Regions from separate parts of the Homo sapiens genome. Here region 2 is linked to region 1. Evidence: read pairs that join two places in POLR2A ChIA-PET (ENCODE). Cell type or tissue: GM12878. All regions are shown on one strand. Each heading gives the region's core, and the rest is flanking DNA. Links, peaks and the distances in the headings are about the cores only.

Evidence for each region. ChIA-PET counts read pairs that join two places held together with the same protein. Peaks named below come from ENCODE experiments on the same cell type or tissue, not always from the same donor. Only the 100,000 strongest peaks of a DNase experiment are listed, where the experiment ranks them.
Region 2: POLR2A ChIA-PET joins it to region 1 with 5 read pairs; 4 of 35 experiments call an interaction of 5 or more read pairs at or near these places.

The regions. Positions count from the first base shown.
Region 1 is chr5:78,575,339-78,578,142 of GRCh38, reverse strand. All of the region lies in intron 2 of LHFPL2 (LHFPL tetraspan subfamily member 2), which reads left to right. Among named protein-coding and RNA genes, the nearest start is that of LHFPL2, 72 kb to the left of the region's middle. In GM12878, for the core only: no CTCF peak of the experiment used is centred there; no DNase peak of the experiment used is centred there.
Region 2 is chr5:78,643,578-78,646,381 of GRCh38, reverse strand. The region is part of intron 1 of LHFPL2 (LHFPL tetraspan subfamily member 2); the gene reads left to right. It also overlaps the pseudogene HMGB1P21. Among named protein-coding and RNA genes, the nearest start is that of LHFPL2, 3.8 kb to the left of the region's middle. In GM12878, for the core only: no CTCF peak of the experiment used is centred there; no DNase peak of the experiment used is centred there; H3K4me3 peaks cover 111 bases; H3K27ac peaks cover 636 bases.

The DNA.
Region 1 (2,804 bases), core at 47-2,546:
GATTCTGTCCAAGTTCCTAAGAAATGATTAGAACTCAGTTATCCTGGTGTTTGCCAGTTGAGATCAAGCCAACATCTGTACTTGTCTTTCTTTCCCAGAGGGCATGACAAGGAAAGAGAAAGAGAAGAGTTCAAAGAATTAAAAACAGAGTTTTCATTAGGATAACATTTGGGGTCAGGTAAACATCTCTTTCGAGTTTCATTGAAAAATTCCAGGAGGCCAAGGGCAAAAATCTCTGGAAGACTTGTTTCAAGGAGTGTAGCTCAGTGGAAAGTTCACTTTTAAAAAAATTTAAGAAAACTGAATATGATATTGCTTAGGGGAGTCTAAAAAAAAAAAAGCTCAAAGGACATCAGAAAAACAAAATTGTCTTTTTCTCGTTTAGAAAGTGTGGAAGGCCTGGGAAAGATTTTCTCCAGTGACTAGGAAATATTTCTTCATTGTATGTAAGCTACTCTCCTTTTAGGAGCTGTGGAGTCATTTCTTAAGGCTGTGAGCTTGAGTCTTGAATGGACTCAGCTTGGGGAGAGTGCAGTATGACTGTCCGTAGTGAGCCAGGCAAATGGACCCGTGTACGGCAGATAGCCTAGTTCTTGGTCGTTCACTTTTGTGTTGTTCCAGTTGCCAGTTTCAGCGTTTAAATGGCACCTTTTATGTGAGTTGAGCTCTTATTTAACTTAAAAAAAATGTTGAGAGAAACAGCCCCCTTTGACTCTGAAGGAAATAAAATCACAAGTCAAGATACCAATGGGAGATTGTGGAATTTCTGTCCTGGAGATCCTCAGAAGTAGAACATAAAAATTAGGTCACTTAAGTAAGTCTGCTTGGAGGCTGACCAAGATGGCCTTTTGCAGTGTTCCAAGTTTATGAAACAACTCATGTTGATATTCATATACAGTTAGGGCATCAGGACGATCAGTCCTTTGTTACCTTATCCTGTGACTTCTTAAAATGTTTTGACTTCCCTGTGCCTGGAAGGCCTGCGTCTCTCATTTGCACTGTATGATATTGTTGCTTGTGGAAATTTAGGAATGAGTGGGAGGGAGGAAGTAAGAGGGGTTATCCTTTTAGAAAACATTTGATCTTTTCAGAGGATGGCACTGAGAGGACACTTGGCATAGACAGAGCTGACTGGACTGAACCTATTAACAAAATCTCTAAAGAACTGCACTTAGCTTGTGGGTACTTCCTGTAAAGAACTATTGCATTGCCAATGATCAAGTTTGCTGGCTTTAAATGATCTATAAAATGCTAAAAGATTGCTTGGTTCAATGTCACTGGAAGCTATTTCACTTTAAAAAGTTAAGAAGACTGTTGGTATCTATATAACAAATCTGCCTATGTACCCCTGAACCTAAAGTAAAAGTTAAGAAACAAACAAACAAAAAAAGATTGTCAGAAGATTTTAAATTCATCTGGCTCCAGTGGGAGCCTAGAATGACAAAGAATTGAAAAGTCAAAGAAAAGGTTATTAGTGGAATGTCAAACCACAGTGAACATAGTTCTTGGTGACTTGTTGAATTTCCAGTGTCCCTGGGGCCTTCTCTTCTCCTGCAAATTGTATCCAGTTCAGACGCCTACAGCATAGTGGCAAACCAGTTTCCCTCCCTCCACTGCCCTTAAAGAGACACAGCTCATGGTTCATGAGCACCTGTGGGGAGGACTTGTTTTTTTAGGAATGGGAGAAATTTAAGGCTGATAAAGGTGCTCAGCGGACAGGAGAGCAAAAGGTAAAATTGGGAGACTTACCTTTACGTATTTATTTACTTTTTCGTGGGTAATTTATGAAGACTCTAATTTCTTTCATTCATTCTTTTTTGAGTAAAAATTTATCTTTTTTTTTTTTTTGAGATGGAGTCTCGCTCTGTTGCCCAGGCTGGAGTGCAGTGGCGCGATCTCGGCTCACTGCAAGCTCCGCCTCCCGGGCTCACGCCATTCTCCTGCCTCAGCCTCCGGAGTAGCTGGGACTACAGGCACCCACCACCACGCCCGGAGAATTTTTTGTTTTTTTAGTGGAGACGGGGTTTCACCGTGTTAGCCAGGATGGTCTCGATATCCTGACCTCGTGATCCACCCGCCTCGGCCTCCCAAAGTGCTGGGATTACAGGCGTGAGCCACTGCGCCCGGCCAGATTTATCTTACATATTTTGGCTGGGCACAGTGGCTCATCCCTGTAAGATTGCACCAGGCCACTGCGCTCCAGCATAGGTGACAGAGCAAGACCCTGTCTCCAAAAAGAAAGTTTTACAAATTTAAATTAGAAGATTAAATGACCTCTGCGACTCTACTTCTTGAAATTGTCCAGTCTGTGCAGGATGAAGACTTTTCCAGAGACCTAGAAACTAAATTACACTATCTTCCCTTTGTTTTTCTTCTCTTTGTCTTTTGTAGTGTGTGTGTTATTTTCCTGGTCAGGGAAAAATAAAGGAGAGAACTCTTAAGCTATAACATTTTGTTTTAGTGCTGTTTTCTTTGCTTGTTCCATTTTAAAAAGACACATTCATTAAAATAAAACCTATGTTTTTAGTTATTTCTCTCTTTTGACATTTTGTGGAGTTAGTTTTGCCATGTGGGTTTTTCTTTTTTTCTTTTTTTGAGATGGAGTCTCGCTCTGTCACCAGGCTGGAGTGCAGTGGCGCAATCTTGGCTCACTGCAACCTCCGCCTCCCAGGTTCAAGTGATTCTCCTGCCTCAGCCTCCCGAGTAGCTGGGACTACAGGTGCGTGCCACCACGCCCGGCTAATTTTTTTGTATTTTTAGTAGAGACGGGGTTTCACCATATTAGCCAGGATGGTCTCGATCTC
Region 2 (2,804 bases), core at 56-2,555, 68 kb before region 1:
TCAGGTATTCCAAATCCCTAGGAAAAAGTGGTGCCTGTTAAACAGCTATAATGCAGAGATACCTGGTTTTAGAGTCAGTGGCTCTGAGTTGAGTCTGGACCCATGCCCTGCCAGCCTACACTCAAAAACACTGATCTTTCTGGAACTTGCAAGCTGCATCCTTTTGGCTCATTCTGATTAGCCTTTTCTGGGCCTCCATTTCCAGGGAGTTTGTAGTGCAGGCAGTATTTGGGTCTAGAGGTAGAACCCAGATGTGGCTTGCAATTCCAAGCTACATGTCCTGTTGCAATGGCAGCTTCAGGTATTAGGTCCCACCAAAGTGAATATCCAAATTTTATTTTAGGTAGAAAGAAAACTATAGTAATGAACATGATAAGTGCCTCTCTTGGGACTCTTAAAAGCAACATTTTACCCAATGCTTACTGCTCTTAGATACAAACAAGAAGCAAATAGCTGATCTCTAGAATTTACTCCAAAAAGCTTTAATATATGCCTTGGGGGCTGGGCCCACAGTGGCTCACACCTGTAATCCCAGCACTTTGGGGGGCTGAGGTGGGTGGATCACGAGGTCAGGGGTTCGAGACCACCCTGGCCAACATAGCGAAAGCCTGTCTCTACTAAAAAGACAAAAATTAGCCGGGTGTGGTGGCATGCATCTGTAGTCCCAGCTACTCAGGAGGCTGAGGTAGGAGAATCGCTTGAACCCGGGTGGCGGAGGTTACAGCGAGCTGAGACGGCACCATTGCACTCCAGTCTGGGTGACAGAGCAAGACGCTATCTCAAAAAAAATGTGTGTGTGTGTGTGTGTGTGTGTGTGTGTGTGTGTGTGTGTGTGTGTATGCATCTGTCTGTCTATCTTGGGGTTAATGATGCAATTCCCAGTTTTTGCTAAGATTGTGCCCAAGAGAAAAGTGAACTGAAGACATTCTTAGCACAATAGTACTTCTTGAGAAGAAGAACTCTGCTAATTTAGGGAGAGTGCCTGTTTGTTCCTTCATTTATCCAGTCATTCAGCAAATACCTAGGGAGCCACTCCCTTGGGCCAGGCTCTGTTCTGGGCTCTGGTAACACAGCAAGTACCAAGAGTAGGCCTCTACTCTTACAGAGTACACATTAGAAGAAAAAAAAAAAACCCATACACCTCTGTTTTCAAAGGACTTCCATAGACCCTGGAAGCTCCCTTTTTGACTCAGAAGAGCTGTACTGGAATGCAGCATGTTGGGTGTCCTTGCCTTCCACTCTCCAGCCTGGTCAGAGGGAAGTGATCTGGCTGGGGCTGGGGGTGGTAGCAGGGTATGGCTAGTCCTGTGGGTCTTCCAAAGGGAGAAGGGGAGGCCTATTTGTTTCTGTACTTTAGAAAGTATTCAGTTTTAGTGGCTGAGCACAACTACTGGCCAGTGAATCAAATTGTTTCGCATGCAATGAAAACAAACAGCTTGCAGTGTACTGAGCACCATAGAGACAGCCCTGGGGCAAGTGAGAGCCAGACAGGCACTGGGCGACTCTGTGGCTCACTGAGGAAAAAAAGAACTAAACATGGGCAAAGGAGATCCAAGGAAGCTGAGAGGTAAAATGTGATATGCATTCTTTGTCCACACTTGTTGGGAGGAGCACAAGAAGAAGCACCCAGATGCTCAGTCAGCTCCTCAGAGTTTTCTAAGAAATGCTCAGAGAGGTGCAAGACCATGTCTGCTAAAGAGAAAGTGAGATTTGAAGACATGTCAAAGATGGACAAGACCCATTATGAAAGAGAAATGAAAACCTATGTCCTTCCTAAATGGGAGACAAAAAAGAAGTTCGAGGATCCCAATGTACCCAAGAGGCCTCCTCTGGCCTTTTTCTTGTTCTATTCTGAGTGTCGCCCAAAAATCAAAGCAGAACATCCCGGCCTACCATTGGTGAGTTGTAAAGAAATTGGAAGAGATGTGGAAGGGCACTGCCGCAGATGATAAGCAGCCTTATGAAAAGGCTGTGAAGCTGAAGGAAAAATATGAAAAGGATATTGCTGCATAGTGAGCTAAAGGAAAGCCTGATGCAGCAAAAAAGTGAGTTGTCAAGGCTGAAAAAAGCAAGAAAAAGAAGGAAGAGGAGGAAGATGAAGATGATGATGAATAAGTTGGTTCTAGCACAGTTTTTTTTTCTTATCTATAAAGCATTTCAACTCCCTGTATGCATTTCACTTCTTTTAAAGAAATTGAAATGGAAGACTATGTAACAATTGTTTTGAAATTGTACATTGTCTTTTTTGTATAGTTAACACACTACCAAATGTTATCTTTAGATACCCTGTGCTGGTGGTATTTTATTTTATTTTCCTTTTGAGATGAAGTCTCTCTCTGTCACCCAGGCTGGAGTACAATGGCATGATCTCAGCTCACTGCAACCTTGTCCTCCTGGGTTCAAGCGATTCTCCCATCTCAGCCTCCTGAGTAGCTGGGACTACAGGTGCACGCCACCACACCTGGCTAATTTTTTGTATTTTTAGTAGAGATGGGGTTTCACCATGTTGGCCAGGCTGGTCTCGAACTCCTGACCTCAAGGGATCTGCCTGCCTTGGCCTCCCAAAGTGCTGAGATTACAGGCGTGAGCCACCATGCCCGACCCTGATGATATTTTCAATAGCCACTAACCTCTCCTGATACAGTATGGGGCTTGTAAACTGGCATGTAAATTTAAAGCAGGCTGTCGTTGGTGCACAGCACAAATTAGTCAATATATGGGGTTAGTAGTGTTTTCATCTTCAGTTGTCTCTGATGCAGCTTATGTGAATGTTCTGCTAACTGAACACTTCTGTAATTTCAAAA